Linked DNA regions of Mus musculus: all the other regions are linked to region 4. Evidence: chromatin loops called from intact Hi-C (ENCODE). Cell type or tissue: left cerebral cortex. All regions are shown on one strand. Region 1 has its middle 2.8 kb from the start of Exoc1. Region 2 has its middle 50 kb from the start of Nmu. Region 3 overlaps Clock (circadian locomotor output cycles kaput). Region 4 holds the start of Srd5a3 (steroid 5 alpha-reductase 3). Region 5 overlaps Exoc1 (exocyst complex component 1).

Region 1 (5,000 bases), 390 kb before region 4:
ACCCACTGCAACATGAGGAAAGGTATTAAAAGGTTGCAGCATTAGGAATGTTGAGAACTGTTAGCATAGGCTGATTTGAGGAGTTGATAATGGTGATGTTTCCTTTTTGTAGACGTACCCATTCTAATATTTGTAGCAACTCATTTGAGAGCGCATTAAATGTTCTCTCCTGTGCATATGTAAAACCCTGCTAACTAGATTCTTGGAAGAACTTTAGTGAGTTAAGTCAGATTCTCTGGGATAGATGTCACTAGTACCCTTAAGTTCTGGACACTTAATTCCCATAAACAGCTTTGGTCATTTACCCACTTCATACTCTACCCTGACTGCACAGACCTTCTTCTTGGGTGTTTTTTTAGAAACTTCACCCATGCCACCTCACATCAGATACTGAAATAGAATCTTTGTTTTAAAGGTGATGCTTGCTTGTTTCAGTGTGAGAAACATAAATGATGCCGAGAGTTCGAGCTATAAGACAAGTGATTCATTTAGGCCGCATCCCTGGCAGGGATTGAGTGCTGCAAATTTTGATTTCCAGGTTAAAAAATAAAAATTAAAAAAAGCCATTCAATTTTTTTATACTGAAGGAGTTCGCAATGAGGTAGGACTAGAAAAGGTGATTGCGAAGTTAGGATAACATACTCTACCAGGATGGTTTTCTTTCTTCTTTTTTTCTTTGCTGTTTTTTTTCCATTTATTTATTTACTTTGCATGTGGATCTTAGCCTACCCCTCCTTCCAATTCTCACCCTCCTTCCCAGCCTCTCCCTCATTCTCTGCTTCCCTTCTCTTCTGAGAAGGGGTGGGGTGGAGACCTTCTTGGATACCAACCCACCCTGTGACATCAAGTCACTGCAGGACTAGGCACATAGGATGAATTTTTTGTTGTTGTTGTTGTTTTGTTTTTCGAGACAGGGTTTCTCTGTGTAGCCCTGGCTGTCCTGGAGCTCACTTTGTAGACCAAGCTGGCCTCGAACTCAGAAATCCACCTGCCTCTTCCTCCCAAGTGCTGGGATTAAAGGTGTGCACCACCACCGCTCGGCATGAATTTCTTAAGAATATGACAGATGAGCTGTGCACAGTATTTGCACCGTTTATCTTAAGATAAAATTTTGGGAGACCTAGGAGAAATAATGAATAGGGACATGTTTGTTGCTACAATGATCAGCTTCTAGTCGGGGTTACTTGAGATGACTCTCACAGGATCTAGTTCTATATATTTGGATAGACTTCCCTGGTGTTTCCTCCTGAGCTCCAGAATGTTTGCCTTGGACATCTTAGCTGACAATTCCATTTGGGTGTTTTTGTTGTCATTTGGTCTTCCATTTTGTTCTTCCCCCCAACCCCCTGTACCTATGTTACAGCTCTCCTCACAGTTGAGAAGTGAGTGGTATTCCAGAAGGCTAGACTCTTCTGAACTCCTGAACTCCAGATTTTTGTATCCACTTCTCTGCCTCTGATATTTCTGTTTGGATAACTGAACAGCAATAATAATAATGATTATATAATATTTATATTAAATTATATTATATCTATACTCATCTGCTCATGCCCTCAGTTGGGTTTTAAATCTCTACACACATCACTTCAAAATGATGCCCAGACATGATGGCGATGGGCTAAACCTCTCAACCTGTAAGCAAGTTCCAGCTAAATGTCTTCCTTTATGAGAGTTGCTGTGGTCACGGTGTCTCTTCCCAGCAATGGGACACTGAGTGATCCAGGAGTGTCCGTGGATTCTGTAGTTCTGCCTTCAGCCTGAGGGTGCTGAGAAAGGATTTGTAGATTGGAGTAATGATGATTGGTGATGCTATAGTGTTGATGATTGTGGATATTGGCTGAATTAATGAGAGATAAAAACATCTTACTTCAGGCCACTTCTTCCTTTATATAAAATTGAATAATAAAGTGTGTTGATACAAGCTCTGCTGAAAGGAAAGATTCCCTGGGTATACTGAGTATTCCTAAGAGCTATCCCCAAGTGAGAGTGACATGCACTAGGAATTCAATGTTACTGACCAGTTAGTGTGATGTGTCAACCTATCTATGAGGCAGATCAAATCCTTCATTATGTATTTGGTAGACATAAAGAACTCCTATGTGGCTAGGGAAGTGAGTTGCAGAAGAGATACCAAAATGATGTCTTGAAAGTAAATGATGGGGGGGGAGTCTGAACTATCCATTCTTGAAATTATGTGTGTTTCCTGAACCTGGTCGACTTTTCTATTCCATTTTCATACTTCAACAGGTTGTTTCTAAAACTGCACCGGGGAACTGGTGGAACTAATAATATATCCACCTCATGAGAGATGACCCTTGTTTTCCCAGTAGAGAATTGTTCCCTGCTTCAGAAAGCATGTCTTGCAGAGCAGTGAGGACCTGTGTGACAACTCTTACTGTGGTTTTCTGGAGATTTCACAAGGTGCTTCTAGCCATCATAGATCCCAAGCCTTCAGATCTGTTGGGGCAAAAGGTTGGGTAGTAGGGCAACTTGTATGAGATCCCTTCTGGGCAACATACTTTGCATTAAGTTCATTCTGTCATTATTCTGGGAAAGAATCCAGTCACTCTTCTTTATTCTTGACAGAGTGAGTTCATTCTGACCCTCCCGCTTTACCATCCTTCTGACTCTCAGAACCCATTCAGCACTGTTCTGGCATCTTAGCCACATCTAGGAAGCACAATGGCTGTGTGTTAAAATTTACTCCTCCCGTCCTTGCCAAAACATTGAATGGCAAGTCGGCTGATGTCATCTGCTTCCTCTGGCCAGCCTTACACCTGTATTTATTTTTCTGACTTCATACTTTCATACATTCCACTTGTTCATATTGGCACATATTAGCCCATTTTTGCAGTATCCTTTGAGTTAGCATAGTTTGGTGAGTATCAACCTCAGGTGATTTTCAGTCCTTGAGGGACATTTGACAATGTTTTGAGACATTTTTGGTTGTCATTACTGAAAGAGGTCTGCTGACATCTAGTGGATACAAGCCAGAGTTGGTGGTGAACGATCTATAACATTAAAGATAGCCCTTCACAGCAAAGAACTATCCATTGCAAAAGGTCCCAGTTGTTAGAAGGGAGGAACCTTTGCTGTAGCTTTCTCTAGAGCAGGGCTTGCTGTTTCTCACAAAGGCTGGGCTGGGATAACTTGATTATGGAATCGAGGCAACAAGGAAGAAACGTGATAGGAACGGGAAGTGAAGGAGATAGAGTTATACTTTGAAGCAAGTTTCTTTGCGATGTTTCAAGACATGGGGAGACTGTTCTTCAGTGTCAAAAGGAGAGAGACATCGAAGTAGAGAAAATTCTGAGAGTTTAAGAGTGTGAAATATGACAGGAAAAGTATGGGCTCAGGACTCCAAGACCAAGTTCTCAGCACAAAGGAGATGTATTTATCCCAGAGGGACAGAGGACAGGGATAAGAGACAAACACAGGAGATAGACGATGAGGGAGAGGAGGAAGGGACAAAGGAGACTGAGGAGGGGTATTTGTCTCAGAATGGAAAGGAGGCAGAGTGCATGGGACATAGTGGCTTCTAAAGGTAAAGGGGAAACCTCCTGTTAGAACGAGGTGTTTAATTTTAATTGGGCATGTTAATTAGAGGAGCCAAGAGAGGCTTTTGATGGCTGGACTTCAATATTTTGATAGCTGTGTCTTGGTAGTCAGCCTTAGAAGGAGGAGGAAGTGGCCAAATAAGGAAATAGACCTTGGTGGCTAGCTGCAGGAATGTAATCTTTCAGTTTGGCAAGGCAGAGGGAATGGGGGAGAAGGGCAAGGCCAGCCAGAGCCGTGTTTGCCACGCTTGAGTTGGCCAGAGCCCCTTTAGAGTCTACACAATGTCTTCACTCTAAATTTCAAAATCCCATTACCTTTCTATTCGACTTTGTAGATGGTGTTTCCAGGCTATGAATTTTGCTTGGAGCATCTTTAGCCCTTGGGCTTCTGTTCCGTTTATGGTTAAACACTGAGGCAGGAGCTCAGGCACAGTCCGCTGTGTGGCTCTGCTACCCCAGAGACCCTCTGGCTTTCACAGTGAGCTATGATGGTTGTGGTACTTTCTGAGAACCTCAGAGATCATCTTACTATTCTACACAACTGAAAAAAGAGAAGTGTTGATCTGTTGCTTCCCCTGCCACTGGTCACCATTTCACCCTTCGTGTGACTACAGGGATGAATCATGCAGACGTCCCAAGCTGTAGCATTGTCTGCAACGACATACCAGGGAGTGAGAGAGGCACGTTGCTGTCATATCATCCTTGAGAGATGCTAGCTGACACCAGTGGCTGGCCACTGCAACAGGTATCTAGACTGAGAGATGAAACTTGAAGGACTTAGTGCTACTCAAGGAAACAGAAACTGCTGGTCCCTCAGTGTCTCTTTGAGGTAATGGTTTCTCCATATTTTCAGCTGCCTGAGTCGATCCTGGATTTCCTATCTCTCACACTCTACATCTGGTGACTCTAGAAAACCTGTTCTACCACCAAGATGCACGCCAAATCTAACCACTCCCCAGCCTTCCCACATCCTTCCTGGATTTCTCTGTAACATGCCCCTCTAGACTTTCTGTCTTCAGTCACACTTGGGTCAGACACAGGGTTCAGCACTTGATCTACTCTGCACACGGGAAACTTGGTAATGATACCACTGGCAAGCCCACACTCACTCCCTAGAAATGGAAGCAAGCCAACATATTAATTTTTATTGAAAATCAGATTTCATGGTTTTTTTTTTTAGATTTCATGTTAAGTTTGCTAAATATGTTGAGCTTATATTCCTCCATCATCCCAAGGCATATTAAATTATGATTTGTTTGTATATTACAACTGGAGGATGTGATCTCCCATAAACCCACATTTAAGCAATAGAAAGTACCTTTCTGGAACACGGCATTTAAACTGCACAAAGATAGGTCTGTTCTTAACCAGGTAGGTTAGGAATTAGCCTTTACCTTTAATAAGGGACTTTAGCCTTCCGAGGAGAGAGGTGAGATGCGCCCT
Region 2 (5,000 bases), 270 kb before region 4:
AGGTGTCAGCCTTCCTCTCTCCCCAGTCCTGGCTCAAGATGTAACTGCTTGCCCTACCCCGTGTTCCCAACCATAGAAGCCCCACGCAAGCCTCACCAATTCTGAACCAATACAAGCGCATTGCCCTCGAACACCCAAAGTTGCAAACTAAATAAACCTTTTCTCTTAATAAAGGAAGCTGTCTCCCCATGCATCTCATTTAGTAATGCACGCTGACTCATACAAAGCTCACATTTTCCATGGACAAAGCCAGTGTTATTTCTTCCTTCACAGTAAGCATTTGCTCAGCGTTTATTTTTCTAGTCTGATTGCATTAGCTCAAACTCCCAGTACTATGTTAAGAGGGAATATCTTTATCTGATTCTTGATTTTAGAAGACCAGCTTCAAGTTTCTCATCATTAAATGTGAGTCAGCTGGGGAGCTAGAGAGGGGGCTCTGTGGTTAAGAGCACTTGAATGTTCTTCCAAGAGGTCCTGGGTTCAATTCCCAGCAACCACGTGGTGGCTCACAACCATCAATTATAGGATCTGATTCCCCCTTCTGATGTGCATGAAGAGAGAGCACTTACATACATAAAATACATGAGTAAATATATCTTTTTTAAAAGACTAGGTAAAATTTAAAAAGTGTAAGTCAGTTATGGGTTTCTATAAATGGTCCCCTCTGTTCTCTATTCTCAGTTTATTGGGAAATCTTTTTCTTATTGTGAATAGGTAATGTATTTTTACATGTTTTAATTAATTAATTTATTTGTAATAATAATTTATTGATTGTGACTTTTCTTCTTTAGTCTATTGAGATGCTGAGTTGTGTTAACCGGTTTTCAAGCGTTGAGCCTGATTTGCACGCCCGGGATAAGTCCCACTTGGAAGAGTGTGTAGGGCTTTTATACACTGCTTGGGTTAATTTGCTGATATTTGTTCAGGATTTCTGCACAATGCTTTTGAGTGATGTTAGTCTGTAGTTTCACTTTTCTGCCATTTTGGCCTGCTGTAGCAAAATATTATGACATAGGTAGTTAGCAAACGACAGGTGTTTCTTTTTCAGAGCTCTGGGATATATGGAACCTAAGCTCGTGCTGGCAACAGAGTCACCATCTAATGATCACCGTTTCCTGGTCCATACATAGCACCTTTTGTTCTGAAGTGAAGACTAGGAATTAAACTCCCTTGGGCATTTTTCCTAAGGATCCCAGTCCATCCAAGAGGCTCTGCCTTCATGACCTACTTGTTTACCAAAGGTCTCCCCTTAAACATGTAACAGTGGGACTAGCTTTTGACATGTAAATTTGGGGAGACACAAACATTCAAACCAAAGCACAGTTTTTGTATTGTGTTGTCTGGTCTTGATATTAGAAACTACTGTTGTTCATGGAACCCTGGGCTCTAGGACCCTTCCCCATGATACCAGAATCTGTGTGTGCTCATGTCTCTCATGTAGAATGACACAGAATTTTCAGATAGCCTTTATATATCCTCTTTGATGCTTTAGATTGTCTCTGGATTACTTATAATACTTAGTACAATATAAATGCTATACAGCATAGTTAACAGTGTATAACAGCATGCAAAGAGTCACTACACTGAATCGTTTAGGAAGTAGCAGTGAGTTGAGTAAAAGGAGCCCCTGTGTTTGGTACCATGAACTTTTCTCAAGTATTTTAAATTAGTGATTGGTTGAATCTGCAGATGTGGAACCTGGGAATGTAGAGGCTGAGGGTACTCCCTTCAGCTCAGAGGAGGTTAGAGTTCTTCCTTAAATGCTTTCTAGAATTCACCAGCAAACCCTGAGTCTGCTGTGTGTGCATGCGAACATGTGTCTGTGTGTTTATATGTGTGTCTCTGTATGTGTGTGGTATGTGTATGTATGTGTGTGATGTGTGTATATGTTGTGTGTCTCTCTGTGTTGTAGTGTGTATATATCTGTTTGAGGTGTGTGTATGTGTGTGTTTGTGTGTATGTGCATGGTGTGTGTGTCTCTGTGTGGTGTGTGTGTATGTATCTCTGTGTCTGTATGTGCATGTGTATTTGTGTGTGTATGTGTGTTGTGATATGTGTCTGAGTGTTATGTATGTATGTGTGTGTCTGTGTGTACATGTATGTGCATGAGTATATATGTGTGTGTATATGTGTGTTTCTCTGTGTGTATGTGTGTATGTCTTTGTGTATGTGAGTGTGTGTGTGTGTGTTTGGAAGGTTATTGATAACTGATTAGTTTAAATCTGTTCTCTTGCAGACTTGGGTTTATTCAGATTTGATGTCTTCTTGAGTGAATTATCAAAAGTATGTACTTAAGGTTCTTTCCATCTATTGAAGTTGTAGATAGTGGGCAGAGTAGATTAAAGGTGTTTGCCACCAGGTCTGAAGATCTGGGTCCAGTTCTTCAGATCCACACGGTAGAGAGAAGAGACATGTACAAATTGTCCTTGGACTTTCACATGCAGGTTGCGGTACACGCAGACGCAAGAGCACTTGCATGTAGAAACACAGATGTATTTTTCATCTGTGAATATTAAGTTGTTGATCATACTCCTTTATTAGTCCTTTAATGGCCATGAGATCTCTTGATTCACTTTATTTCTGGATGGTTGTTGGTAATTAATCCACCAGGTGGTGCTCTGAAACCAAATTGACTTCAGTCCTAATTTGAAGAATATGTCACCTGGGATAATACTCAACCTATCAACTATTATCAAACTGGAAAACAGTATATGACAAACTAGCCTTTATATTTAAAATATGTATGTTCTGTAATTATGTCAAATATGTTTGTTAGAAACATTTTAAGATAAAAAAATTACATTGCTTTTGTGTTTCTTAGTATGTGAAATCAAGAGAATATCAGTGGCTGTTGATACAAAGACCATCTATACTGACTGTCCTCTTCCTGATTCTTAGTGCCTCGGGCTGGTCCCTATCAGAGCTCACAGTTTGCTGTGTGTTGGGAGAGGCCCTGGGATGCTATGACCAATTCAAGGAATGTGTTAGCTACTTGTTTGGACTTACCTGGCAAGAATCACTTTAAAAGAAGAACGCTTTACTTCAGTGTACAATTCTCGGGATAAAGATCACCATGGCGGGGAAGACATGGAGGCGGGAGCATGAGAGGTCAGAAAGAAGAAAGTGGGGAGGGGAAGGGAGATCGAGAATGTGAGAGTACTGGGGGATTGGGGAGAGAGAGAAGAGGGACAGGGAGGGAGAAGTAGCTGGTGCCCCCTCCCATTTATTCAATCTAGGACTGCAGCCCATTTAGGGTGTTTTTTTCCACCTCAGTTATCCTAATCTAGAAGTTACTTCACAGATGATATACCCAGAGATCTGTCTCCTATGTGGTTCTAGTCCCAGTCAAGTTAACAGTATTAATTAACCTTCACACTGGTTAACCTGGTTTCATCAAACCCCCTGATTCTGTTCCATTCTTTCGTGTTACAGTCTCTTCTCTTGGCTCAATGCCTTCCTCTGTGGGTCCCTCTGAGGCTGTTGGACCTCATCTGAGGCTGTGTGCTCTGGCCTGCTCATCCAGTACTCTGCTTTCTTCTTGTCTTCCTTGAAGTAGGATTCATAGATAGGTGTAACCATTTCCCACTTTATCCATTAGAGGGGAACAGAAGGGGAATGCACGGGGGTGGGGGTGGGGGAAGGGGCCTGTGTTCTCAGAGATTTGGCATTAAATAAATTGTAATTATAACAGCGGCCCATGGGACTACAGTGCCAGTATCTTTGGAGTCAAATTGTCCTGAGTTCAAGTTCTGGCTGCTCTGGTTGTAACCATTGTGATTTGGATAAAGCTAGATGGTGTCTTTGGATTTCAGTGTTCTCTCCTATATGATGGGATAATCCCCACTTTGCATGATTGTTCTGGGGAGTGAGAGAAGTCACCTGCTGAAGGTGTCTCAGTTACCAGAGTGCCCATCAGTCAGGGCCCTTCTGCTCTTCTTCCTTATTCCTTTGCTTCACCTTGTCTTCAGTGCCAGGGACAGTGGCCCCCAAGTGCCACCCCTGCCTCACAAGCTGCTCTGTTACTTCCCAGGGACCACACCTTTATCTCTACTGTATTGGCCAATATGATGGTTAGCGACAATCATCAACTGGACAGAATTTAGGATTACCTGGGAAATGGGTCTCTGAATAGACCTATGGGGGTCATCTTGATTACATTACCTAATATGTAAAGACCCATGTACTGGGTGGTTTTGAGTGTCAGCTTGATTCAAGCTGGAGTTGTCACAGAGAAAGGAGCCTCCCTTGAGGAAATGCCTCCATGAGATCCAGCTGTAAGGCATTTTCTCAATTAGTGATGAAGGTGGGAGGGCCCATTGTGGGTGGTGCCATCCCTGGGCTGATAGTTCTGGGTTCTATAAGAAAACAAGCTGAGCAAGCCAGGGGCAGCAAGCAAGCCAGTAAGTAACATTGCTCCATGGCCTCTGCATCAGCTCCTGCTTCTTGACCTGCTTGAGTTCCAGTTCTGACTTCCTTTGATGATGAACAGCAATGTGGAAAATGTAAGCTGAATAAACCCTTTCCTCCCCAACTTGGTCATGATTTGTGTGTGTGTGTGTGTGCAGGAATAGAAATCCTGACTAAGACAACCCATATTAATAGTGGGCAATATCTGGGCTTATGTAAGTGGAGAACATAAGCTGAACACCAGCAGGCATTCAGAGATCTCCTCTAAAGTGACCAGCTGCTTCATATCCAGCTGCTGTCACATCCCCCACAATGACGGAGTGGGAGCTAAGATCAGCCCTTTACCCTTAAGTTGTTTTTGTTCATGACAAAAACAGAAAAAAAAACCCAAACCCCAATATGGTTAATATCGCATTGTTTATAACAGAGAGCCTGAGGCAGGCTAAATAAAAGAGTTTACAACTGAGGATTGAGTCTAAGATCAGAGAGTCCGTTGGATCAGGCGAGGGACTTGTGACATCACACCATAGCAGAAGCATACTGGGAACAAATCCATCACTGAGTGAGAAAACAGAAGGAGACTCAAAAGCCAG
Region 3 (5,000 bases), 160 kb before region 4:
CGCCCCTGGTGCTGCCGGCTCCCGGAGCCGTGGCGTGTCCCGGCTGTCGCCGCTCGGCTGTCGCGAGCCGCCGCGGGCAGAGTCCCGGGCGGGGGAGGGAGGAAGCCGGAGCCTCAGGCACGGTGAGGACGCGGGAGGGCGCGGGGGGCAGTGTGTGGGACCGGGGCAGGGAACAGGGCGCGGGGCGCCAAGGGGGTGCGGGCCAGGCCGGGAGGCAGGAGCTGCGGCCGGGGTCCGGGGACGCGGAGAGCGCGGAGCTCTGGAGAGTCGCGCTCAGCCGGGCCTGCGCCAAGTGTCCCGGGGCCGCTGGGGGTTACCTGCAGGGCAGGGGGGCGCGGTGGGTCCCGCGGGCCCCGGGGGTTCCGGGGCCGCGTCGCGCTTGAGACTGGGCGCGGGGTTAGCGCGGGGCAGGCCGAGTCGGCCGCCGAGAGCGCTCGCGCCCGGGACCCGCTAGGCCTTGTGACCCACTTTATTCCTGTCACCACTCGGGCACGTTTGGAGCGGCGCCCAATGGGGCGCTGGGGCGGCCAGCTCCTCCGCGGAGCCCCCGCCCTCGCGGCGGCCGGCGCGCGCCGGGATCCGCAGTCCGAGCGGCGGCCGCCGCCGCCCAGGGCTGGTTCCGTTAATGGTCCTGGTTCCGGGGCTCGGGCCGCGGGCTGCTCTGGGCCCCGGGTGTCCGACTCGAGTCGCGTGCGCCGCGCCGGGCCGCGCTCTGCCTGTGGGGCTGGCCGTCCTGGATGTGGTCCTGGCTGTCCCGGTACCGGGAGTAGCGCCACGAAGTTTGTATCTTTGTGGGGTGTTTTCTGCCGCTGTGGAAGTCCGAGGTAGTCAGCAGAATCCTGAAAGATGAAGGAAGAGCTTTGGCCTCTGACCTGACAGATGACAGATCAGGCCGTGGTGTTTTGATATTGCAATGCCGAACCACACACTGCATGAAGCCTTTCTAGATGCTTTAAAAACAACAGACTCTGGTGTTTTCTATTGCAGTGAAAGAAAAGCACAAGAAGAAACTTTTACAGGCGTTGTTGATTGGACTAGGGCAACGATTCCCAAAATCACCAGCAAGGTAATTTCCCTTGATTGCATTGTTGTAGTTTTAAAAGCGACTAGAGAAAATTACAGACCATCCCCATTCATATCTGATTGAAAAAAAATGAATAGGCTGTAACTTAATTCGTGACTGTCTCTGAGTCCCACAGAACACTTGAAATCTGGTTTGTTTTAAAATCTTAGGAGAAAGAAACATGTGCCTAGGTTAGCTTGAAGAACTGGCAGGATCACCTGTGAAAAAAAGGACACAAAAAATTGTCATATAGTGAAAGAAAGCTGAATTGTGTCCTGTTGTATGTGTAACTATATATAATCTATATGTCCATATTTGTGCGTGTGTGTGTGTGTGTGTGTGTATATATATATATGTGTGTGTGTGTGTGTGTGTGTGTACACATATAGACTACATATAGCCTGTGTTGCTCGTCAATATGAGGAAGTCCTAGAATAAATACTAGAAAACCAATAGTTATGGGAAAGGGTGGAAAATGAAATGCTTTATGTGCTTATAGTCTTATTCTTTTAATGTTTTATGGATTTATAAACAGGTTTTATAGGGAATTTTGATCATTCTCTATTTTTTTCTCTTAATATTTGAAAAGTAAACTGGAGAAAGTTTAGGTGAACTTGATTGTTGTTTACATTTTACGATGCTGAAATCACAGGCAAATTCAAAACTTGCTAACCCTTGATGACTGCATTTGGCGTTAAAGTTGGAATGCGCTTCTTTGGTAGTATAGTGCCTCCTTTTTATATTTTTAAAAACTATAGTTTTATAGTTTTTTTTTCCTTTCGTCGATCCCTACCTCAATGTTTACATTCTGTTTACAATAATAATAAACCAGTTTATTTAGCTGAGTGACTTTTCTTGTGGGAAGCTATTATTTTCTTCAAGGAAGTCAGACATGAACCCCAGTGAAATATAAATATATGTATGTGTATTTGAGTGTGTGTGTGTGTGTGTCAGAGTGTCTGTGAGTATATATGTGTGAGTATATATGTGTGAGTATGTACATGTGTTGTGTATGTGATTATTTCTTAAGGAAAACAGAATTCAGAATTAAATGCAAGAAACCTAACCATTTGTGATAACAGATTGTGTAAACATATATTAATGATGTGTCTAGTTCTGCTGGCAGGCGTAATTTTGACAGCAAGGTTAAGGTTGAAAGGGTGTTGTGTGAGAGTGGATGCAATTTTAGGGAGGGAATACTCAAAAACTCCCTCTAGTGACAATAATATTCCATGGGGACTAGTTGCATGGGCACCAGTATTTTTTTATTTGGTAGGCCAGGATGTTTGTGCTGTTTCTGTTTGAGGCAGATATATGACAGTCACTCTAGTGCAAAGTGGCATTTAGTTTTCACTTGAATATCATGTATGTAGCTCTTTTCTAATCTTTTAACGTATGAATCCTGTAAGTGAAGGCTGTCTTCTGTTTTTGTTGTTAAGATAGAATCTCTTAGTGTAGTAACCCAGGCTGTTATGGAAATTACTGTGTAGTCTAGACTGGCCTTGAACTCATGATAATCCTCCTGCCTCAGCTTCCTGAGGACTAGAATCACAGGTATTTGCCACAACACTGGATATACATTTCTATCTATTTCTACCTCATGTCTTTCTTCAGAAATAACTGTTATCAATTGGATGACTAGCTTTCTGTATCTATTTCTGTGAATTTATGAATATATCTGCTTTAGCCTTAATTGATTTTTTTTTTTATGGTAAGGTTTTTGGAGGAGGGTATTGTGTTGGGAAGTCTTATTAGTATGTAGTCAGACTGGCCCATGGTGGAAGTATTGCTCAGCCGTTTGAGTGCTAGGGTTATGCTTAGCCAGTTACTGGGTTCCTGAATGATTGTTCTGTCTGTTTGCCTGCACTGTAAATCACACCCCACCCCACCCCCCAGGGTAGAAAGGACTTGGAGTATGTCAGAAAGTTTTAACGTGTGATAGTAATCTTAGGGAATAACCTCTCTACCCCTTACCTCTACAGCTATTGAAGGGCTAGTTGATATAGAAGCATTTGCAGTTTGGAGGGAGTTCAAACTGATGTGAATTCAGCCTAGAGACTTAGATTTTAACATTTTTATATAGGACTCTTAAGGGCCTAATTGTAGGGTTTCAAGAATGGGCCCCTGAGGGTGAATCTTAGCCTTGTAACTAGTTACAAAAGGAAAGAAGAGAAGAACCAGAGAGCTCAGGCTGGCATCTGAAGGAGCCAGCTGCCATCTGACAGCAGGCACCTCAGAGATGAATGCTGTGGACATGGATCTACTGCATAGATGCTTTCCGCCACGAAGAGCCTCTTTATTTGATCATTATAAACTAGTTACGTGTTGATTTCAAGATTGTTAGAAATATGGAATGAAGTATAGTTTGCCAGTGAACTGTTGTCCATGCTCAGCCATGTCAGACAGGTATTGTTACTATAGAAGAAGGTGGTCGGTCTCTTCCTGTCTCACTGTCTTCTCAGCACCACATGAAATGCCCCCTCTCCGTACCTTTCCTTATGCTGCTGGGTCAGCTAAAGTATTTATTTGCTCTGAATGTTTGCAGGGAGCAAATTATTTATAAAAGTTTCACATTTTATAGCCAAACTGTTCTGTGACTATTTCAGTACTTGCAGATCCATGAAGCTTCCCTTTGGAAATGTAATTGCCTTGTCGATAGCATATCACTAACACTGCAGTTTTTCTTTTCTGAGCTCAATTGCTGGTAGAGTTGTAAAAAATTACTCATCTAACACTTTCAAGTGTAAGAACAGTTTAATACTTACTAATTGGCTTAATTACATAATGGCATTTATAAGTTGCTTTACAACCATTTTTAATAACCCTGATATATGTAATTTCTATGAATTAAGTAGATAACGAAATTCTGCTTTCTGTATGAGTTACTCTGAAAATGTTAAATTACCTAAATAATCTATACTGACAATTTTAATTTTGAGTTATCACTTTTGTTGTATAATTCATGAAGAAATAATTCTGCTTATAATTTTAAGTTTGCCCTATCTACAAAAAGAAGTCATTGATAAAGAGTGAGTTTTTATTATTGCTTTCGATTTTTTAAAAGGACTATTTACTTTAAAATTCTATTTTGTTTGTATGGATGTTTTGCTTGCATGTATTTTTGTATACTGTATTGTGTGTATGGGGTTGGGGGTGGAGGCCAGAAGAATATCAGATACCCTGGGACTGGAGTTACAGATGGTTTTAAGTTGCCATGTGAGTATTGGGAATTGAATCTGGGTCCTCTGAAAGAGCAACCAGTGCTTTTAACCATTGAGCCATCTTTCCAGCCTCTAAAGGATTTTTTTTTTAAACAACAACAATGACAAACCCCCTGTATTTTAAATATTAATTTTTTTGGCAAAATCACTTTTATTTTTATATTGTGAGTACTGGAATCAAGGGGTGGACACCACCATGCCTACCAAACTCTGCTTTTTAGAAGAATTTTTATTTAATCTAATATTTAATTTTTAAATTTTTATTATAAATAGTAGAAAATAAAAGTAGAACTTGCTTCCCTTGTTGTTGTTGGTATTTGGATTATTTTGAGACAGACGACTTTGCTTTGTATATAGTCCAGGCCAGTCTCCAGGCACTTCATCCTCCAGCGCCAATTTCTCTGGTACTGGGATTCCAGGTGTAGGCCATACCTGCCTCTAAACATTTTTATATTTTGGAGATAAGAAGCACAAATAAGTTTGTACCTGTAGAGTAAGCCATTTGCCCACATAAGAATGTATCTTTTCTATTAAAATATAGTTTAATCTTAAGTAGTTGACTTACTTTCTTAATTTTCAACTCTCAGTTATAACTGTAGTACATCCCAGTATGGAAACTTGGGAAAAGCAGAAACAACAACAAAAAAAGCACAGATTAAGAATTTAAAATACTACTGAAAATCCTGTCACTCAGAAAAGCCATTGTTAGTCTTGTG
Region 4 (5,000 bases):
GAAACTATTCAAAAATGTTTAAGTCGGAAGCACTTTAGCTAAGGTTACCAAATACTATAAAATCTGGATTAGCCGAGATGTTACAAAGTGTCTCCCGCCAGGGTAATCCACTGCCATTGGACTTTTCAGACAGGACTCAGGTCTGCAAGGTGGAAGAGCTTGCCTGGCACCCTGGAGGTCAGGAGTTCGGCATCTTACACCGACAGGCAGGCTGCAAGGGCTAGCCGCCACACTCACTGTACAACCAGCCTGAATTTGTGAACACATGGATGAAAATGTTGAAGATGGCAGGTCCCTCCCAGGTCTGTCATGAGGATCAAGGGGAGAAAGGCTTTCAAGTCCTTAGCATGTGACATACGAGCAACTCCGCTGTGGTAGTGCTCTCTAACTCAATTATTATAATTTCCCCATTATGAATGTGCTAAGCACAATGCCATGGGAGGTCCTCTGGAAATAGGGAAATGAAAACTTGTCAACTCCAGTTATCCCCTTTTCATATAAAAGGGGGGGGGGGGGCAGCCATTACAAAGGACAATGTTTTGATGCAAATATTCCCGTTTTGGTTGTTTTGTTTTGTTTTTAAACCTTTGTCTCAATTAAAAATGCCTTTCCTTATAGGCCTGGATTTGTTGGACCTTCTCCAGTATTGAAGGAAAAACAAACAAACAAAAACCAACTCAATTTAGGGAAAAACAATAGGCCCTGTCACCTCGGAGCACCTGAACACCTTGGGAAGTTCTGCTCTGAGTTCTGGAAGAAGGAAAGAATAATTATTTCACAATACTGTTAAGAATTAGAAGAAGCCCAGAGTACCAAGTGTTACCGGGATGAATACAGGGAAGGCCCACCTCTTTCTTGGCTGTCACACAAAGGCAGACTTGAGTGTAGCAGCTGAGGAGTCCCATCCAGAGAGACTGAGTATAAGTGATTTTTAAGTGTGCTTTGAACTCTGGGGACACTAGAACCTCTCTCAAAAGTCAGAAAATAAATTGCTATATAGCATAAGGGATATAGGCCAATCAAACCCGAGGATAAGAGGACGGTAGGATGGTCTTAAAATTGGGCCTCTAAGGAAGAGTTCTTCCGGGTCTTAATCTCTTTACCATTCATTCTTCACAATGACATGGTACTCTGCTCTCACACTAACCCCCTGAAAGACCCCCTCCAACAGTCAGGACATAGCTGGGGCCAGTTGATAGCCCCACCGCCATCTGCAGAGGTGGGCAACGGCTACAGATTTCTAAAGCAATCTAGATGAATCCGTCAGAACCCATCACATTCCTTCCAATTCAATTCTAAATGCAAATGCGTGATGAATTTCATAAAAAAAAATGACACAGCTTTATTATCTAGAATACTGTGTTAAGATGACTTCTCCATCTACATACTGAATTCATCGTGGAGTTAAAAAAAAAAAAAAAAGAAAGAAAGAAAGAAAAGGAAAGGAAAGCCATGTGGCGGGTCTCACATATTCTCAGCGGAGTCCATATGTACCCCGGAAGATTTTAGTATTTCACAACTTGGTTACTGAGCCTTCCGGGATGGGTTGGGGCAGGGCATACTGGGCTAGTTTGCCAGAGCACCTGTGGAGATGCAGGTTAGTGATGTCTGCACAGCCCCAGGGGAGCACACTCTGGACTTCTTTCTTGACTGTGACAGATCGGGCTGAGAACTGCGGAAATCGAGGAAGAACTTGCCTCCAAGTCCATGAATTTCCACGACCTCAAGTTCTGGGGAGGGGAAGCGGAAAACTGGGGGTAAAGAAGTCAGGGCGGCTCCCTGGGGGCCGGGCCAACTTGAGATGCTCTGTCATTTCCGGGGACGGCTCGGGGACAGCCCCTGGCTCACGTGCCTGCGCCGCCTCTGTTGCCCCCTGCCGGGCGCGCCCCGCCACCGACGTTACCTCTTGGGGACATCGAAGGCCCTGCAGACGGCGGGGCGCCGCGAGCCGGACTGCTTGGTCTTCCCGTAGCGGAGCAGGTCCTGGAAGAGCGCGCAGCTCGGCAGCAGCCTGGCGGGCGCCAGCTGCAGCAGCAGCGCGAACAGGAAGGCGGCGGCCAGCGCCAGCCACAGCGTCCGCAGGGGGTTCAGGGCCGAGAGCTCAAACCCGGCCCACCCAGCCATAGCCCGGGAGCCGGCTACAGATGCGCGCCGCCGCGCCGCCCTCCTTCTCTCACCCCCTCCCTCCCTCCCGCCTCGGCGGCGCGCTTGGCGGTGACGCGGCTCCTGGGCGGGACGCGCGGCCCCGCCCCTGGCTAGGCGCTCAGGAGCTGGGTTGTGCTCCTGCTCACCTGGTTTGAGCAGGCTGCGCTTTAGACTTGTACTGCCTCTAATCTAATTCCGAGATGCAACTCCAACTTGAAGTTCTGCAGGAGCATGCGAGACCACGTGCTACAGTCCAAGTCTTGTAGAGATACGTTACACCTATTTATTAAGTGGAGTGGAGCTATGCCAAGAGGTGTGGGTGGGAGCCCAAGACAGCTTGGGGGGAATTGGTTCTCTCCTTCCACCATGTGGCGCTTCGGGGATCCTATTCTAGAGGTCAGGTTCTCACCAGCCTGTGTAAGTTTCTATAAACTTTGACTGCGGGATTACTGCTGCGAAAAAGTGTGAAGAGAAATTTTGGTTGAAGTACAGGCTGAATTCTTGGCTGGGTCCCTAGAGGGGGCCCCCAGGAGTCAAGATGCGAAGGATCTTAATACCACGCTGGTCTACCAGAAGCACCAGATTCATTAGCATACTCCAGATGGGGATCGCTGTAAATTCAGGGATGACCTCTGGAAAGACCTCGGTGAGGGAATTCTACACTTTGTCAACTGTAGGCTGGAGCTGCTCCGGCAAACTCTGGATTTTGGAGTGGAAAAGCAGAGTAATGCCCTCAATGGACCTACGTTTTTCACCCATCTGCTCCATGGACAAAGTGTTTAACTAGCTGTGTCTGCTGCCTTTATGGCTAGGAATGAAAAGATTTGGAAGACCTTTATGCACTCATTGGCTCGAGTCCATGGGGCAGTGGGGGTGAGGGGGAAGGCAAGGTATGAGACAGCAAATCTCCAAAAACCTCCCTCCACGGATCTGGCTCAGATGCTGTCTTTCAGGCATCAGTGGAAAACACCATCACGTGTTAGATGAAGGCCTGGTTCCCTGTTGACAGCTGCTTAGTGGTATTTCAGGCTATCGGGTCCTTGAGTAATGCAGGCTACTCAGAAAGGAGGAAGCAAATGGGATCCAATTGTGTACCCCTATAATACAAGTCTTTATCACAGCCTTGCTTTCAACAGAAAAATGACTACACCCCTAAATCTGCCTTGATGCGTTTAGCCAAATTATGGTACACTCCCATTTTCTCTCTTAAAAAAAAAAAAGAAAAGATTACAGAGTGGGGGAAAAAAAGAATACTTTTATTTATAGATTGTATGTGTGTGTGTATGTGTGACTGGCCCATCCATGTCAATAATCATTAATAATATAGTTAAGCTTCCTCTCCTCAGTTATATAACTCTGGCCTGTGTCAAGTTGACAAAACTAACAAAAGCAACCAGGACATTCGAGTTCCTGCTCCAGCCTCCTGCTATCGTGCCTCCCCTGACAACACGGGCCCTTCCTCTGGAACTGTGAGCCAACACGTTCTTCTGTAAGTTGTTCTTGATCATTGTTTTGTATCACAGCAACAACAAAAAGATATTGTTACTAATACAGAGTCTCAGCAAGAGCAGTATTTATCTTAGCAATTGAGCCATCTCCCCGCCTCCCACTAACACCGTATCAGCAGAATGCCATGTGGCTGTTGGTAGGTAACTATGGAGACTGAGCACACAGAAAGCAGTCAATGAAACCGTTGTGTGACAACGCTTTCCCCGGGGAGACATACACACATCTACTGACCCCAGATAGGAAGCTCCTGATGGACACACACTGATGCCACCACAGTCTGAGTCCGTGAACTAAGAAGTTTTCTGGGGTTGTTAGGCTGGAAACCCTGCTCATCCCCTGCCCAAGCTAGGAAACAGGTCTGCCTTCCTCCCCCTGAGCCCACTCACATGGAGGAAACTCCAAACTCTCATGTCATCCCTCCTCTGAGAGGACCCCAATCACTCCATTTTAGAACAGGCAGCCATGTTAGGCCTTAAGCCTCAGTTTCCCAAGGAAGCAGGCAAGGCTTCTCAGAAAAACCCCAGACAATGGGCCACCAATCAGCAACTGCCCTGACATCCGGCTAAGGGAGACAGTCAGCCCCAGGACTGAGACAGTTCCTGGAATTTATCTAAGGCCTGACAAAAGTGGCAAAACAAATACAGCAACCAATAAAAAAGGTAACTGCTGCTTACCTAGCCAATCATATTTAAAATGACCTAACCATCCCTAGAATTATCCTATCTGCACTTAGAAGAAGCTTGCATGCTCTCCCCGGGGGTCTCCATTGTGTATAATGGCTGATCAATGAATGCTGTTTGTTTCCAAAGAATAAACACTCTTTGCTTTTTCATACTACTTAACTTTGGGGGTTTTCCTTTAGCAACTCTTGGACCCTTACACTTCATATTCCTGTTTCCAGCACCCCACTCAAGAATGCCTGCCCAGGGGCTCACTTTTTGACCATGTGTGATGGTTTATATGTGCTAGGCCTAGGGAGTAGCACTATTAGAAGGTGTGGCCCTATTAGAGTAGGTGTGTCACTATGGGTGTGGGCTTTAATACCCATGACCTAGCTGCCTGGAAGCCAGTATCCGCTAGCAGCCTTCAGGTAAAGATGTAGAACTTTCAGCTCCTCCATGCCTTTCTGAATGCTGCCATGCTCCTGCCTGGATGAAAATGGGCTGAACCTCTGAACCTGAAAGCCAGCCCCAATTAAATGTTGTCCTTTATAAGACTTGCCTTGGTCATAGTGTCTGTTTACAGCCGTAAAACCTTAAATGAGCCATCATGTATGGACACAATCCCAGCTCCTAGCTGACACACCATTACTCCTCACCTAAGCCCTATAAAACCCTCTGGCTTTA
Region 5 (5,000 bases), 400 kb before region 4:
TTCAGAAACTGTGCAGCGATATCATAGGCTCTGTTCTAACACCTCTGGAAGCGCTAGCTCCTTCCCCTCCCTCTCCACACTTGTCCTGCTCCCCTCTGGTAACTGACTCTAGCTCCTCTCCCCTCCCCACACTACCCTGCTCCCCTTTGGTAACTGACTCTAGCTCCTCTCCCCTCCCCACACTTGTCCTGCTCCCCTTTGTAACTGACTCTAGCTCCTCCCCTCTCCACACACTTGTCCTGCTCCCCTTTGGTAACTGACTCTAGCTCCTCTCCCTCCACACACTACCCTGCTCCCCTTCGGTAACTGACTCTAGCTCCTCTCCCCTCCCCACACTACCCTGCTCCCCACATTTATGTCAGCTACCTTTCTCTTGTGTTAGTAAATGCTTACTCTTTGGCAACGACCTATTCAGAGCCTAGGGGATTAAACCCTAGTGGTATCTGGTCATCTACTTTTTTATTCCACCATTGCATAATAAGAACACTCCAATATCTAAAGCCTTAGCCTTAGCCAAATGTCTTCACTGGAAATGGTTTTTAGTGAGTGAGTGTGTGTCTGTGTGTGTGTGTGTGTGTGTGTGTGCGCGCACGCGCGTGTGTAGGTGTGAATATTCACTGACATCTGTGTGAGTAGGCGTGGACAGCAAATGTAGGGTGTCTTCCTTAATTGCTCTGTTCCTTATTATTGAGGTAGGCTCTCTCACCTGAACCCAGAGCTCCCTGATCTGCCTGGTCGAGTCAGAGGACCCACTGTCTCTGAGTTACGCACTGGGACTACAGAAGAGCCACTATGCCCCAAGTGTTTACTTGGGGCCTGGGGGTCTGAACCCTGGTCCTCAGCTTGCATGGCAAGTGCTTTAGCCACTGAGCCATCTCCTCAGCGCCAAGTTCATCTTTTAAACAGCTACTAACAAGCTGACAAAGACACAGTAATCCCACTTCCAAAAGCTCAGGTGCCGAGGCAGAAAGCCTGAGCGTCACCAGCGTCACCAGCCCCCGTGTTCGATCCACTGCAGCACTCACTGCAGCAGGAGCAGCTCTTACCCCATCGAGCACCTGCAGCTCCCGGGACAACTTCTCCGCAAAGGCTTCAGCGTTAGAAATGGCGCACTCGCAGCCTTCCATCATTATCTCGATGTCCTGCTCTTCTCTTGCATTTAACTCTTGGTACTCATCTACCGCTTCTTCATCCCCTCCCGCTACACTCTGATTCTCTCCGCTTGGAACAGATTCTTAAGATAAAAAGGTAAGGAAAGAAAGTTGTCAAAAATGTGAAGAACCCTGGCATGGACGTTAAAATGATAGCTAGTTAGGGCCGATTACAAGCACAGGGCACACTTAGTAGATGAAGGATAGAAAAGAATGATTCAGAATGTATGAAAACAAGTCTCAAACCTCATTTCCACACAGAACCACAATGATGCTGAAGTTAGGTCCTAAGAGCAACAGAAAGCATGCAGTCTAGTATGCTTGCTGACTTACAAGTGTTAAAATGGGCTTTAGTCACAATCTCTCAAAACATAATTCTACTAAAATAGAAAACATGAAGAAATGAACCCAATTTCTCCCTGGTGGCTGCTGCTCTAACAAAACACTGCTGAACTGTGAACATGGGAAACAATTCTCTCCTCGTAGCATTTCCCCTTGTTATTTTTGCTATTTTCATTGTTTTTTGTTTTTTTTAACAAATCTGTCTATCTTTCTTTCACACAACGCTCACGTGCACATGCGTGCGCGCGCACACACACACACACACATACACGCGCACGCCCCTTTCAAATAACTTTGAAGTGAGAAGTGTATTATCAACAAGAAAGTATAAATACTGAAAGTATAAGTGCATTTTCTATACTTTGTTGTTTTCACATGCATAGATAAAACAGCTAAAGATAAACTACAGGAACTAAGTCACAGTCTGGATACTCTTAGTATTTGGTATTTTACTTGAAAATGAGTATTTTCATTTAGCAGGATTAAAATACATTTGTTTGTCTCAGAACAAAACCCTGATAATTCTAAGTGAGCAATGTTTACTCTGAAGAAGATAATAAATTAGGCAGATTTTGCTAGTTCCCAAGGGGGTTAAGGAGATTAAAATTTCTGACATAAGCAATTTACAGATTACTCTCTAGAAATATTTCTAGAGAAGCATTGCTCTATCTTCTTTGTCTTTTCAATGAGACCATTTTGTTGCTTGTGGAGATGCTCAACTATCAGATGTGACTCCATATTAACCACTAGAGGGCAGGTACTGCCTAAATAACCCACCACAGTGTTACACTAAACACTGAAAAGAAACAAGTGTTTTGTCATCAAAAAACTATGTTAGTAGTATTTTCTTTTCCTGAAATAGTCTTTTGGAAGCTAATAATGAATATTACTATTGGTTTGATTACTATATGGATTTTGAATACATGTATCCCTGTACACAACTCCATGAAATACACACCCCATGGATAACAGAGCAAGTGATACATACAGGTGGACTAGAATAGGAAGAAAAGGTGTTACGCACCTTCTGTAACTTTAGGCAGTTCTGGAGGAAAAGGTATGAAGAAGGCAGAGGAAAGGAAGCAAAGAACATTAGCTGGGTAGGAAAGTACACAGATTTAAAACTTTTAACTACTACCCATATCTCGTTTTGAACTTCACGCTAAACTTGGAGTCTCAAGGCAACATCCAGACACAGTGGGACGATCCCTAAGAAGCTAAACTTGCATGCTTGTTTTCTTATTGTCTCGTCGAAGTGCACGTCCCTATTTTCTTTTCTTTTTCAGAAGCAGACGAGACCTTGAGGAAGGACGCTGGGAAGCGAGCCCTTTCCTGGGATTATTTTCAAGTCAGCTCTGACTCATGCATTCAGTGTAGTTATTTTCACTCAAGGTCCAAAGCTTTGCCAGGACACTCCCTCACAAAGGATTAGTCACAAAACACTGTTTCAAAGACTAAGACTGAGGCAAGAAACGAACACAGGAGACTGCGTACAAGCAGGCATTCAAGGATTCAAGTGGAAGGTTGTTTAAATATCTGGCTGCAAGTCAAAGGATAAAAAAGAAAAGGCTTAAACAAAAAGAACTTCCCTCTCCATCTCTAAAACTCCAGCATCCCATTGTCATTTATAAAAACTACCAATGCTGCTGCTGCTGCTGCTAGAACATTTACAATAGCATTGCTGACCTACTTGGCTCATTATTTAGCGCTTCAAAAGAGGTTGTAATGCGGGTTTTCCCTCAACATTACCCAAAGCCTAGAGACATTTACTTCTTAAAAACTGGCATTAATGGCTGTGATTTAGGGCCCATTAGGACTAGTTTTAGACATTTATAAAGCTTTCCCAGAACACTAAGCCAAAACAACAGTTACTGGTCAACAGAAAATGGTTTCTGAAATGACATCCCGAAGGACTTTAGCATCCTTAAAACCAATCTCAGCTGGAGCTCATCTTTATAAATATCAACATTTGGCTGTGTGTCCTGAAAAGTTAAGTACCTTTAAAAAAAAAGTTCAATTTTATCCTTAAAATCAGCAATAGTCTTTGTATTCTTTTGGTAATGTTTTTTAGTGATAGAGTATACATTTTTCAATATAGTTGTCCTAATGAAATACATCAGCTTAAAATATAACTATGTATACATAACATCTGGAAACATAATATTTGGAAACAGAATAGCAAGTTTTTCAATGAATGATTAGCTAATCAGAATATTCTTGCTTCAATTGGTCAAAGTCATTCAAAGCAAATGAATCTGTCAATGACCACACACTACTAAGGGGTCACGTCCTCAGCACACCCACAGTCTAGGCACTGGGGACAGGGCAGCCCCGTGATGCTCATAACTCAGGCCAGTGTCTGGGTGGGGCAGGGTCTGGGGGCTTCTCAGGCCTGACAGATATATCTGCCAGCTTTCTGTCAGTTCTAAGCACCAAGTAGAACTGCTGAGAAGAATAATCTATTTGAAAGGAGAAATGTCCACAACCAAATAAAAAGAGGACCAATAAAGAGGCAAGTAGCTAGATAAATGGTTTGCTTCAAACTATATCTTACATTATTGAATACGGGGCCAGAGACTAACTCAGTGGGTATAGGCGCTTGCCTGGTGACCTGAATTCAATCCCTGGAAGCCATATAAAGATGGAAGGAGAACCAACTTCACAGCATTTCCCTCTGACCTCCACACAAGGGCCATGGGATGCACCCGCCCTCCTTCCAGTGAACACATGGATAAAGTTTTAAGGCAGACGTGATGGCTCACTAGGAATGTTAGGCAGGAGGCCTGCCACGAATTCAGTCAGCCCAGAGTACACAGTGAATTCCAAGCTAGCCTGGGCCTCACAGGGGACCCTGTCTCAAAACAACAGCCAAGCTGGTTTCTTCTGTACAATAAAGCGTGATATGCACACGGCATCCCAGGCCATTCAGAGCCATTCCACGGGAAGCTTACACCCGAGGAAAGGAACTGCAGAGAGTGAGACCTCACTGAACATTTTCATACTTCAGAGTAGAGGCTGTCTTGCCACACAGTCAAATCTGCAAAGGCAGACAAATCACAGGCGCCCTCATCAGCCTCCTGTCCAAGGATTCTGCTGCCCAGAGGAGATGAGATTTATTGAGCATTTACTATAAACCTGAGACCCTTCTTCTTAAGCAAAGAAATGCATTATAAATAATAACTGTGAGTTAGATACTACAAATAAGGGAACCTGAGGCTTCCATTAACTACATAAAGCCAGGACATAGCCGGCAAAGGCAGAATTTAAACTCAGGTAGCGTAACATCAGAACTGTGTTAGTCTTCTGCTGGACATAAAAGTACTGCTGTACGGTCATTTACCCCACAGCTGTTTAAAATAAATTTTAGAGTAAGTATTTAGTAACATTAAAAACAAGTTTGTGCTGAATTCATTCTATGAAAAAAGAATGTTAACAAAAGTGTAAACTTCTCTATTTAGGTATTCATAGAAAAAAGCCTTAAAAAATATATATGTTGAAGGGTTAGCA

What was found. A loop is a pair of places that touch in the nucleus more often than their neighbours do. Peaks named below come from ENCODE experiments on the same cell type or tissue, not always from the same donor. Only the 100,000 strongest peaks of a DNase experiment are listed, where the experiment ranks them.
Region 1: it touches region 4 in a loop (2.5-fold over the local background); 11 of 42 quality-filtered maps call a loop at or near these places.
Region 2: a loop joins it to region 4, with 2.6 times the contacts of the local background. A loop is called at or near these places in 12 of 42 quality-filtered maps.
Region 3: a loop joins it to region 4, with 2.4 times the contacts of the local background. A loop is called at or near these places in 9 of 42 quality-filtered maps.
Region 5: a loop joins it to region 4, with 4 times the contacts of the local background. A loop is called at or near these places in 7 of 42 quality-filtered maps.

What each region holds. Positions count from the first base shown.
Region 1 is chr5:76,524,005-76,529,004 of GRCm38, reverse strand. No RefSeq gene overlaps it. Among named protein-coding and RNA genes, the nearest start is that of Exoc1, 2.8 kb to the left of the region's middle. In left cerebral cortex, a CTCF peak has its summit at 2,981 (motif pointing left); no DNase peak of the experiment used is centred here; H3K4me3 peaks cover 115 bases.
Region 2 is chr5:76,411,692-76,416,691 of GRCm38, reverse strand. No RefSeq gene overlaps it. Among named protein-coding and RNA genes, the nearest start is that of Nmu, 50 kb to the right of the region's middle. In left cerebral cortex, a CTCF peak has its summit at 2,616 (motif pointing right); a DNase peak (open chromatin) is centred at 2,596.
Region 3 is chr5:76,299,490-76,304,489 of GRCm38, reverse strand. It overlaps Clock (circadian locomotor output cycles kaput), which reads left to right. Exons shown (of 23, transcript NM_001289826.1): 2 at 988-1,066. Among named protein-coding and RNA genes, the nearest start is that of Clock, 2.8 kb to the left of the region's middle. In left cerebral cortex, a CTCF peak has its summit at 2,290; DNase peaks (open chromatin) are centred at 510, 779 and 2,323; H3K4me3 peaks cover 1,332 bases; H3K27ac peaks cover 995 bases.
Region 4 is chr5:76,137,452-76,142,451 of GRCm38, reverse strand. It overlaps Srd5a3 (steroid 5 alpha-reductase 3), which reads right to left and starts at 2,179. Exons shown (of 6, transcript NM_020611.4): 1 at 1,904-2,179. The coding sequence starts at 2,124. In left cerebral cortex, a CTCF peak has its summit at 1,892 (motif pointing left); DNase peaks (open chromatin) are centred at 1,853, 2,144, 3,067 and 3,702; H3K4me3 peaks cover 1,672 bases; H3K27ac peaks cover 1,370 bases.
Region 5 is chr5:76,538,285-76,543,284 of GRCm38, reverse strand. Exoc1 (exocyst complex component 1) reads right to left here. Exons shown (of 19, transcript NM_001289770.1): 5 at 1,047-1,234. Among named protein-coding and RNA genes, the nearest start is that of Exoc1, 11 kb to the right of the region's middle. In left cerebral cortex, a CTCF peak has its summit at 2,242 (motif pointing right); DNase peaks (open chromatin) are centred at 588, 2,252 and 2,911; H3K27ac peaks cover 857 bases.